Regions from separate parts of the Mus musculus genome. Here regions 2 and 3 are each linked to region 1. Evidence: chromatin contacts called from ENCODE Hi-C or POLR2A ChIA-PET data. All regions are on one chromosome and are shown on one strand. The core of a region is the stretch at or near the end of the contact, and the rest is flanking DNA. Distances in the headings are between cores, read along the strand shown. Region 1 holds the start of Map4k4 (mitogen-activated protein kinase kinase kinase kinase 4). Region 2 has its middle 11 kb from the start of Rfx8. Region 3 holds the start of Creg2 (cellular repressor of E1A-stimulated genes 2).

The links. A loop is a pair of places that touch in the nucleus more often than their neighbours do. ChIA-PET counts read pairs that join two places held with the same protein, here RNA polymerase II (POLR2A).
Region 2: a loop to region 1 is called in a map of v-Abl transformed pro-B cells, with 2.2 times the contacts of the local background. The contact joins the enhancer-like site here to the promoter of Map4k4 in region 1. A Hi-C loop is called at or near these places in 2 of 37 maps with a recorded cell type or tissue (both v-Abl transformed pro-B cells).
Region 3: a loop to region 1 is called in a map of left cerebral cortex, with 6 times the contacts of the local background. The contact joins the promoter of Creg2 here to the promoter of Map4k4 in region 1. A Hi-C loop is called at or near these places in 1 of 37 maps with a recorded cell type or tissue (left cerebral cortex). POLR2A ChIA-PET finds 5 or more read pairs at or near these places in 1 of 5 experiments (embryonic stem cell).

Annotation. Positions count from the first base shown.
Region 1 is chr1:39,899,453-39,902,653 of GRCm38, reverse strand. It overlaps Map4k4 (mitogen-activated protein kinase kinase kinase kinase 4), which reads right to left and starts at 1,741. Exons shown (of 32, transcript NM_001252200.1): 1 at 1,368-1,741; 2 at 1,080-1,145. The coding sequence starts at 1,424.
Region 2 is chr1:39,730,393-39,734,000 of GRCm38, reverse strand. No RefSeq gene overlaps it. Among named protein-coding and RNA genes, the nearest start is that of Rfx8, 11 kb to the right of the region's middle. Within about 2 kb of position 2,345, at least 1 of the 3 ENCODE cell types and tissues checked has a DNase peak (open chromatin) inside an H3K27ac peak, as active enhancers do.
Region 3 is chr1:39,649,651-39,653,115 of GRCm38, reverse strand. Creg2 (cellular repressor of E1A-stimulated genes 2) reads left to right here and starts at 1,934. Exons shown (of 4, transcript NM_170597.4): 1 at 1,934-2,610. The coding sequence starts at 2,176. It overlaps D930019O06Rik (a long non-coding RNA gene), which reads right to left and starts at 1,648. Exons shown (of 2, transcript XR_001778897.2): 1 at 847-1,648.

The DNA of each region.
Region 1 (3,201 bases), core at 492-2,991:
GGTGAGCCACAAAGCCCTCCTTCATAAGATAATTTTTCTCTGTGTGTGTAGCTCAACCTTGACCCAGTCCCAGTAACTAGAAAACTCCCCAAGCAAAGATAATTCCAGAAAACCGTTTACCAACAAGAAGGAAATCAGGAAACCGAACGAACGTAAAGGTTTTTGCTTTGTTTTGTTTGTGTTTTTTTTTTTTTTACACTTCGGAGCCTGAGCCGCCTTCTAGACCGAGCGAGCGAAACAGAATGAACAACAGTTCACAGCCTTAGGTGCCAGCTCCGCGGCGACACAGGCCAACAGATTCCTCAGCTTCATCTGCAGCCCAGGGAGGAGGATAAATTTAAAGAGAGAGAACGACCAGGGGTGGCGGGTGTGAAGTCTGGCATCCTCTCTACTCCTTGCTCTCTCTCCTCCCAGCCATCTCAATTACACAGCTGTCACAAAGGTTATTCCTGGAATTCACATTTTATAATCCCCACACTGTAATTCCTCCTGTTCCCGTGGCCCAAAAGCACACTCCCCCGCCCGCTTCCCCAAGATACTGTCCACTAGAACAGGGTATGCTGGCCAAGCTTTAAAATCAGTACCAGGTAACGCTAGCCTCCCCAAGTTGGAGCCTACGGCAAGCACTCCGAAGGCAGAAGCACGATGACATGTCTCAAGAATACCAAGGCAGTGGCTGAGTGGAGTCATAGGCAAGGCCTGTCTACACCGAATTTTAATTCACGGACAAACGCAAACGCATGAAGGCCAGATTTGGAGGAAAGGGGGTTTGGGGGGAGACCCTGTGGTCACCCTCGAACACAAAATTCCTTTTCTATTTTGCTAAAGCCAAGTGCATGCCTAACAGTGTAGCTTATTTCCTTTATCTCAAAGCCAGGAAATGAGGTCTTTTAAGGCCAGTCTGAACACAGGCAAAAAAACAAAAAAGAAAAAGAAAAAAAAAGAAAAGCCAGGCGAAACCCCCTTTCCCAACTTTGGCCAGGCGGCACGGCCTGCAGTCAGCAGCGTTTCGTCACCCTTTCCCTCGTCCCCTAAGAAGTTTCTCCACGCCACGGGGAACAAAGGCGCCCCACACCGACCTTATAGACTTGTCCATAGGTGCCATTTCCAACCACTTCCACCAGCTCAAAAATCCCAGCAGGGTCCTGGAGAGAGAGGAGGGGGAGGTTATCAACTCAAAAGAGGGACCCCAACCGAGGAGGGCGAGAGGGCGGAGGGAGGGATGCAGGGCGGTGACAAAGGCTCGCCCCGCCGGGTCCCCGGGAGCGCCGTGGCACCCGCCCGCCCGCTCGCCCGGCAGACAAAGGGGCCGCCGCGCCCGCGGGTGTCCGTGTCCACCGCGGCGCGCAGGGCGCGGCCGCACTCACCCGCAGGGACGACAGGTCAATGTCCACCAGGCTCTTCGCGGGAGAGTCGTTCGCCATCTTCCCCGGGTCGCCGCTCCGGGAGCGGGCGAGAGAGCGAGAGACGGGCAGGGGCTCGGCGGCGCCGGGGCTCGGGCCGCACGGGCAGGCCGCCGCCGCCCGGGCGGCTTGTCGTCCGGTCGGAGCGGAGCGCGGCGCGGAGAGCGCTGGCCGCGGAGCTCACACCATGGCTTGGCGGTCCTCCCTCGGCCCCCACCCGCCCCCCGGGCGTCGCCCGCCGCCTCAGGCCCCGGCGCCCCGCGCGCGCGCGCCTGCACGAGCGGCCCGGAGCTGGGGCCGGAGAGCGCGGCGAGCGAGCGAGCGCGAGGCCGCGAGACAAAGATGCCGCGGGAGGCGGGGGCGGGGGCGGGGACGCGGGGCACCGACCGGCGCCGCTGAGGAGGGGCGAGCGACTCCCCCGCCCCCTCCGCCGGGAGAGCGGGCGGAACCCGGCCCTCGCCCTCGCTCGCTCGCCGCCCGCCCGCGTGAATATTCAGCAGGGGTGGGGCTCGAACAATGGCCGGGCGGCCGGCCCTCCGCGGATGGTGGCCCGGCCCGGGGTGGGGCCGGGAGCCCTCGGGGCCTTCCCGGAGGAAGTGCGGGGCGCGGCGGAACACCCCAGCCTCCGCTAACAATGAATGAAAGACTCGGAGCGCCCCGGCGGCCCCGTGGACACCCCACCCGCGCCGCTCGCCCGGGAGAGGGTGTGCCAGGACGCGCCGGGGTCGGGCCTCGGACCCCTCCGCCGCCTACGGCCGGTCGGTCCCGTAGACCCTCGTTTCCTTTTTACCCCCCAAGGGGTGTTCCTCTCCTTTCTCCTTTCCTGTCTCAGTTTGTGGCTTGGTTGCTGCTGGAGGATTCGCTGAGCATCACTTGACCGTCCGGGAGAATCCAAAACAGTCGCTGTGATTGCTCGCTGCTGTGTTCCCCGAGCCAGTTTGGCCCATGGGAGGGAGGGCGGACGGGCGAGCCCTCTGCTCGGGATCTAAAACCCTGACAGTACCTGGATGGAGATCACCACGGGTCACCAAACAGGCTTCTTCCAGCATGCCACAGCAAGTCAGCTAGGCAGTTCAACTACTGTCCCTCTTTATCACGTCCCAGGACCAGCCAAAAACATGTTTAGTGACTCCCTGTTACCTCACAGCGGGTGTTCTCAACAGTATCCCAGAATGGCCAGGTACAAGATCGCTGTAAAATTGCTTGACTCCCACATGTAGAAGGCCTAGAATGGGCCTGATAAGTTAAGAGATGAAGCTAAGCTTGGTGTTACATGGCGCCCCCCAAAATCCACTGTTTCATGGGCATCTAGTTGTCAATAACGTTCTGCACCTCCCTCCCCACACACTCCACACTGTTCTGATTTAAGCAGTACACACCTTATAGCCTCGGAGTAGAAAACCCCCAATACTGCAATTGTTGTACTCAAACCCTAAAGACCCTAGCCTAGAGAGGAGCGAGCATACTCTCCACTTCGGCCTATACCCAGAGTTCAAGTCGCTGCCCCCAGAGAATGTCCAGCGCTCTTCTGCTTGGGTTACGTTCTAAGATGTTTGACATGAGACTCCATTGTAGAGTGAAATTATATTCGGAACTCCCAATATCTGTTCCTTAGGAAACGCACAGGAACAAAAATGTTGGTGAATTTGTTAGCGCTTGTCTGGTTTGGCTTTGTTATTATTTATTGATAATACAGTGATGTGTGCAGCCCATTTCATATATCTTATCTTACTGTTCTTCACGTGAACCTTGAGTGGTACTCTTAATTTTGCTGCTTTATACATTAGGAAATAAAATC
Region 2 (3,608 bases), core at 1,096-3,595, 170 kb after region 1:
TCCAGGTGTTCCCTGTAGGATCCCTGTGGTTTGGGCACATGACCTCTCAGGTCTCTAGCTATTATCCAATATAGTCTATTTTGGAGGCATGTTGGGAGTAGCCATATTTTATTTTTGCTTATCTATGAAGCATGGCAGTTATCATAGGTGCATAAGCAGACACTGCAACCTGCCTTTACTGGGGTCTCCAAGCCCCAGCATAAAACTGGACACAGGGGTTTCCTGGATATTTGCTGTGTGAATGAATAACTGAGTGCCGCCCTTACTCTGGTTGGTTTTGTGGGTCAACTTGAAACAAGCTAGAGTCATCAGAGAAGAAGGAGCTTCATTTGAGGAAATGCCTCCATGAGATCCAACTGTAAGGCCTTTTCTCAGTTAGTGATCAATAGGGGTCGGGGGAAGCTCAGCCCATTGTGTGTGGTGCCATCCCTGGGCTGGTGGTCCCAAGTTCTATAAGAAAGTAGGCTAAGCAAGCTTTGCAGAGCAAGCCAGTAAGCAGCACCCCTCCATGGCTTCTGCATCAGCTCCTGCCTCTGTATTCCAGCCCTGCAGGAGTTCCTGTCCTGACTTCCTCCAGTGAGGACTGTGATCTGGAAGTGTGAGCTGAATTAACCCTTTCCTCTCCAACTTGCTTTTTTAAAAGGTCCTGGCGTTTCATCACAGCAATAGCAACCCTTACTAAGACAGCTCCTCTGGGCTGGTATAAGATTATCTCAGGGTTTTCTCTGTAGAGGAGAAACAACAGATATTAGAAGTCCATCCATTCAAAAAAGAGAGCAAGCTTGCTCAAGTGGAATGTCAGTCTGCCAGGGAACACAGAGAACCCATGCGGTCCTTCGCTTTAGGAGGGATAGTTAGGTTACATAGAACCAAAGACCTCTTAGGCATCTGTCCTTTCTGGTCCCTCAACTGGGCTTCTGTGGCCTCTCCCCCCAGCTTCCCTGGGCATAGTTTTGGGAACCATGACCACAATGAGTGGTCGGGTAGTGTAATCAGAGGGAGGTAGAGAGGTCTAGCTGCGTCTGCTTGGAAAAGGCTCTGAACACATTGTCAGGAGTCTGGCACAGCTATGATGTATGAAAACTTTATTTAAGAAGTTGACCTTGGCTGGGCAGGAGTGGTGCATGCCTTTAATTCAGAGGCAGGCAGATTTCTGAGTTTGAGGCCAGCCTGGTCTACAGAGTGAGTTCCAGGACAGCCAGGGCTACACAGAGAAACCCTTTCTCGAAAAACCAAAAAGAACAAAAAAAGAAGTTGCCCTTGACAACGAAAGCTGAGCACACCTAATCCAGACATCACAAATCTGAAAGGGGCCACAAGTTAAACCTTTCTGATCGGTCACATGATGCCAGGAGTGGAGACCTTTCACACACCAGGGTGTGACCACTTACAATCAACCCAGTGGTGTATGTGAAACATAAGTAAATTTTGTGATTGGACTCGACTCCTGTCCCCAAGATATTTCATTATGTCTATGCAAATGTTCCAAATATAATACATAAATCTGAGATCAGAGACTCTTCTGGACCCACCATTCAATTCAAAGACTCGGCCTCTATTTACCACTTGGCATGGCCTTGTGAGGGTCTTACCGCTGGCAGCATTTATGAAGACAGGCTTGTTTGCGAAGGCGGGGATTATAAAACCCACTCTGCTGTAACCATCTGCAGACATCCACTGGGATTCGTGTACCTTTGTTCTCCAGCGGAGTTCAGGCAGATGCCCTTGTAAACGATGCCTCCTTCCGGCTTCCTTCTGCGGAGGAATCCCAATGGTAATTAGTGGGAGCATCCCATGACCAACAGGAAGCTATCTCAAACACATGTGCGGTTTGAAGATGCCTCAGTAAAACTCATTTCATGGTGGGGTCTGCACAGGGAGATGATTCCATGCAAGATGACAGGAGCCAGCAGCTGTTTGTCTGTGTTCGTACCAGAGTGACCCACAGCATAAGGCAAGAGGAAGACGAAGAACTGTGCCCCACTTTTACAAACTAACCCTTTCACCCTTAAAATGCTTAAAAATATTTCCACACATCTAAAGTAACGATTTAGGGTGGGTTTTCACCCATTCTTTAAAAAAAATTGCTCAACAAAGTAGACAAAGGCTTACACTTTTGTGGGCAGCTACAATTTGAGACGGTGCCTAACTGTCCACCCCACGCACCCTTATTTGACAGCTTTTACGCAACAGCTCATTAAGCTCCTGCCAGCCCTGTGCTTCCCAGTTTTCTCTTGCCTGATCTTCTATTAGCCTTCCGGAGAAGTCTGCTTCCGGTGTGCCAGAGTTCAAATACAATACACTCTGAGTTGCAATGGGCTCCGCTTTCTGTGACAAATGAGGGCAGTTTCTTCTCATTCCTCGAATTCTCTGAGTTCCTCCGAAGATAATGTTGTTTGTTACACCACATAGCTAGCTTTCCGTACAGCCTTGGGGAACAGGAGAAAGGAAAGAGACCTCTATGACAAGTGGGTGTCTCTATGGTGCCCCAGATTACTACCTTGTAGTCCTAAGTAGTCCTAGCTACTTAGGAGACTGAAGCAAAGAGATCACTTGAGCCCAGGGGTTCCAGGATAGCCTACACAACATAGTAAGACCTGGTGGGGAGGAGGGGATATTGTTAGTTTCAATGTTCCTATTGATCTCAATTGGGGCAACATCCAACTAGTCAAAAGCAAAGTGTAGAGTAGGAAAGTACAGTGCTATGTAGGAATGATTTTGACTCTCTCCAGTGAGAATTTTAATGCACTATAATTTGAAAGTCTGCAGCCTACCGGTTTAAATAGTGTCTTGCAGGCCCAGACGGACAGTCCAAGCTGGCTGTTCTCTGCAATGGCCCCTTTGCTCATTTGCCTGCTACACTGTGAGTTTCTGACCCGATGCATTCCTTGTGCTCATTAGGTTTATTTAAAAACCTATCATTGCCTGGGGGCACCTGGGTCCATCCACTGAACGTGGATAATTGCAAGAATTGGACAAAATTAAGCATCCAGGATCATCAGAGGTGGCTTTGTGCACAGATAAAGCCCAGCTGCTGCCCTCTTAGAAGGTGAATGGAGACTAATTGGATAATCTAGAGACCAATTAGCCTGAAGGGGGAAAAAGAAGTCGCTGTAGATATAAGAGATGCATTCTCCGTCAGAGGAGTGTTGTGTGCCTAAGATGCAGCTTAAAGAACTGAAATTCTATGTGATAGAAATATTCAAACCTATTTTCTTTGCATCGGTGTAAGACAGCAGAAATGCTGAGCCAGAATCAGACAGCGATGGGGCTTTTCTGATCTGGGAGAGTTCTAGGCATGGGTCAGGCTGTCCCTTCAGCTACAAGTAAAAGTTTTTATTATGTCAGTTGCTGTGGATCCTTTGAAATGAAAATGGTCTCTAAGTGTACTTTTACATAGCACTTAGGTAGTTTTACAAATATTATGCTGGTAAAAAGTCATGCGCCCTTTGCATACTTAGCTCATTAAGAAGGCTTGGGCTGGGGGATAAACCTTCTAAGAATGTCACTGCATTGGCATGTAACTAATCAAAGTTTGAATCTGTCACATGCTTGATCACATGATGTGGGTGGCCCTTGAGGCATAGAAGGTGTGAAGTTGACCCTGT
Region 3 (3,465 bases), core at 685-3,184, 250 kb after region 1:
CCCAGACATGGGTAAGAGCCAATAACGTCTCTTAATCTGACAATAATCTAAATAGATAAGAATGAAGAAAATAGGAGCTCTTACACTCTGATAGTATAATTGGCGTTTAAGCCAGTTTGACATCCCATAACAACTTTTTACACAGAATTAACTAGCAAAGTTAAATACACTCAAGTCCACGTCTTGACCTCTAACAGGTCCACGGGAGTGACGTGTGAATCTGTACAAATATACCCTCTCTAGCTTTTACAATACAACATCTCGATACCCATAGAAATAAAAGAGATCTGTGGGACTCCTCTGAGGTTCTACAGCTGAACTCATTCCAGCAGAGGAGGCACATGCCTCTGCCATAGCTGGCCAACTCAGGCATGAGGAAAGAGAAGGTGGATTGATCCTGCCGTGAGAGCCACAGAGGAACTGAGATTACCATCTGCAGGTCCTCTCCCCACACTGACATATCAGTTCAATCCCTTTTCCTTTCCTGAGGTTGAAACATTCATCGTCTTTTTCCTCTGAGGATAAGCTCTCCCCTGAAACTAGAGATGTCAGGCTTGACACCCAAACCCCGGTGGGGGAGATGTAACCGTCCCCATTTTGTAGAGGCAACAGTGACATGCCACTATCCCACAATCAGAACATGATAGGACAAGATCTGGATTATTTTTAATTTGTATTTCAGGGAGGAGGAGTTGTTGGTTTTTATGGTGGATCTTGAGGTGGTGTCTCATGTAGTCTAGGCTGGTCTCAAATTTGCTTACCTAGCTAAGTCTGACCTTGAACTCCTGAATCTCCTGCCTCCACCTGTCGAGTGCTAGGATAGATAACAGGTGTGTGCCATCATACCTGGCTGCAGTGTGTAGTATTTCCATGACTCCCCATTGTGCCTCTCAAGACCATGGAACACATCTTTCCCCTAAACAGGGGATAAGAGGGTCTGTGAAGCTGGGGAGAGAGCAGCAGCCGATAACAGCAGAAGCCATGAGAGTAAACAAGATGTCTTGGGGAGAAACTGAAGACACCATCAATGTTTCAAAGCAGACGGAGAGCAGAGAAGGGGTTGTGGGGTGGGGGGTGGGGAGGGGAGAGAGAGAGAAAGAGCAGCCAGGGGCATCCAGGGAGAGACAAGAAGTTCCCATGCAAAGAGAAAGAGACCAGCTGTGTTCACAGCTGACATCCAGGCATCCAGGAAGAGTCACAGGAGTTTCACAGCAGGGCACAGTGAAGACATGTAGGAAAAACTCAAATCCCATTTCAAGATACTTTCTTATAGAACCAGTTAGTGCAGGACTCTTGCATTTTAGGAATATAAGCGATAGAAAATATTCCATGGTGGGACAAAGACTGGATATCATAAGAACAGGTAAGAAATTATAATTACTTTGAAGTTATTTTGATATCTATTAAACTTCTTACTGGAACAAGATGGTTTTTAAAATACGCTATTAAGCCGGGCAGAGGTGGCACACGCCTTTAATCCCAGCATTTGGGAGGCAGAGGCAGGCAGATTTCTGAGTTCGAGGCTAGCCTGGTCTACAGAGTGAGTTCCAGGACAGCCAGGGATATACAGAGAAACCCCGTCTCGAAAAAAAACAAAAACAAAAACAAAAAAACAAAAAAAAAAAACAAAAAACAAAAAACAAAACAAAACACCCAACAACAATAAAGTTCTATTAGTCTGTGTCGCTAACCGCAGGACACTGCTGACTGGGTGAGTGATGGAAGATGTGGGTGTATTGTGGTTCCCGGTTCTGCGGAGGTGATGGGGTGCAATAACTGAGCCTGGTGATGCCCTTCTTGTTGGCTCAGAGAAGTTAATCAGCTTGGTAGAGTCGCACAGCTGACGAGCGGAGGAGTGCATTGAGCCTGAGCTGTGAACGCCCACCCTCTGGCTGCAAAACGCTTGCCATCCTGCGGAAAACCAAGACACGCGTGGACTCTGCGCCCAGCAGCGGCGGTGGACGCAGGGGACTCTGGTCGTGCAGCAGACTTCGCTTCTTACGGGAGTGTAAGGCAATAGGGAACCCCGGCCCCCGGACTGATTGGAGACCCTCAACCCGGGAATCCTATCACGAGGAGAAGGGTTCCGACGCACGCTCCGCCGCAGGGGGGCGCCCCTGGCTGGCCGCTGCTTGGTCAGTGGTCCCCGCCACAGGGCGCGTCGCCTCCAAGAAGATGTCGCTGTCCGGCAGGGAGCGTCCTGCTTGGCCAGGGAGTCGCCTGTCCTGGTTGCTATGCTGCAGCGCCCTGTTGTCCCCAGCCGCCGGCTACGTGATCGTGAGCTCCGTGTCCTGGGCTGTCACCAACGAGGTAGATGAGGAGCTGGACAGTGCATCCACTGAGGAGGCGCTGCCCGCGCTGCTGGAGGACTCGAGTAGCATCTGGCAGCAGAGCTTTCCGGCCTCGGCGCACAAGGAGGACACGCACCTGCGACCTCGGGGCTCCGCCCGCGCCAGGCCCGCACCGGCCGCGCGTGGCATGTTCTCCTACCGGCGGGAGAGCGGCTCATCTGAGGCATCCCCTGGCCCCAGGGTGCATGCCGGCACCGCCCGCTCCCTAGCCCACGCTAGCTCCTGGGGCTGTCTGGCCACTGTGTCCACCCACGAAAAGGTAAGCCAGAGGTCGGGACGCGGGGGCGGTGCGCGTCTCCCTTCCAGGACGCAGGGCGACTCCGGTTTCACAGGTTCATAGGCTGTGAATGCCCTGTGAATAACGGAACCAGCGTGTGCATGGGTCGGTCCATCTGGCCAAGTGCATGTGAGTGGGGAGGAAGGAGAAGCTGGGAAACAGTCTCGTGGTTAGTGATTGAATCCCTGTGTACTAAAATGGCCAAAGAGATGATCAGATAAACAGTGACAAGCTGGAAACCTGGAACGTAGGCAGGATCGCTTTTGGAATCACAGATGAGGCGCATCCAGCTCCCAGCTCCCTGCAGGCTCCGACAGTCCTGCAGACAGACTCTGGCACCGCCTCCCACACCAAGTGGGTGTGGAAGAGGAACGCCATCCACACTCCGGTAGACATTTACACTTTAAAAAAAAATGGAACTCAGGTTTTTTAGAAAGAGGGCTTAAGCAAAAGGTAACAGCTGGAGGAGCTGTTTCAGCTGCAGTTCGTCTCTTTCGATCCACAAAACTGTATTCACATTTTATCCTGCTTCCTTCCACCCAGAATGGCATGGAGAGGGGCCGAGGCTCTGTATTCCCTAAGAATAGCCTCCAGAAAGCTTCTAGTCCTGTCTGGTAAACAGAGCTGTGGGCCCAGCCCCTGTTGAATCTGTGCAGGGAAGGGCTTTGTTATGTATCCCGCGGTGTGGGAGTCTGGTTCTTGCCACAGCTCTGGGTCTCACTAACCCCAGCTTGGCCAAAACATCTACAAAACTAAGAAATTCGGTGGGCAGAGCTTGAAAGTTCTTTCTTCTTCTTCTTCAAAAATTATCTAATGACAACTTTATCCTAATAATGG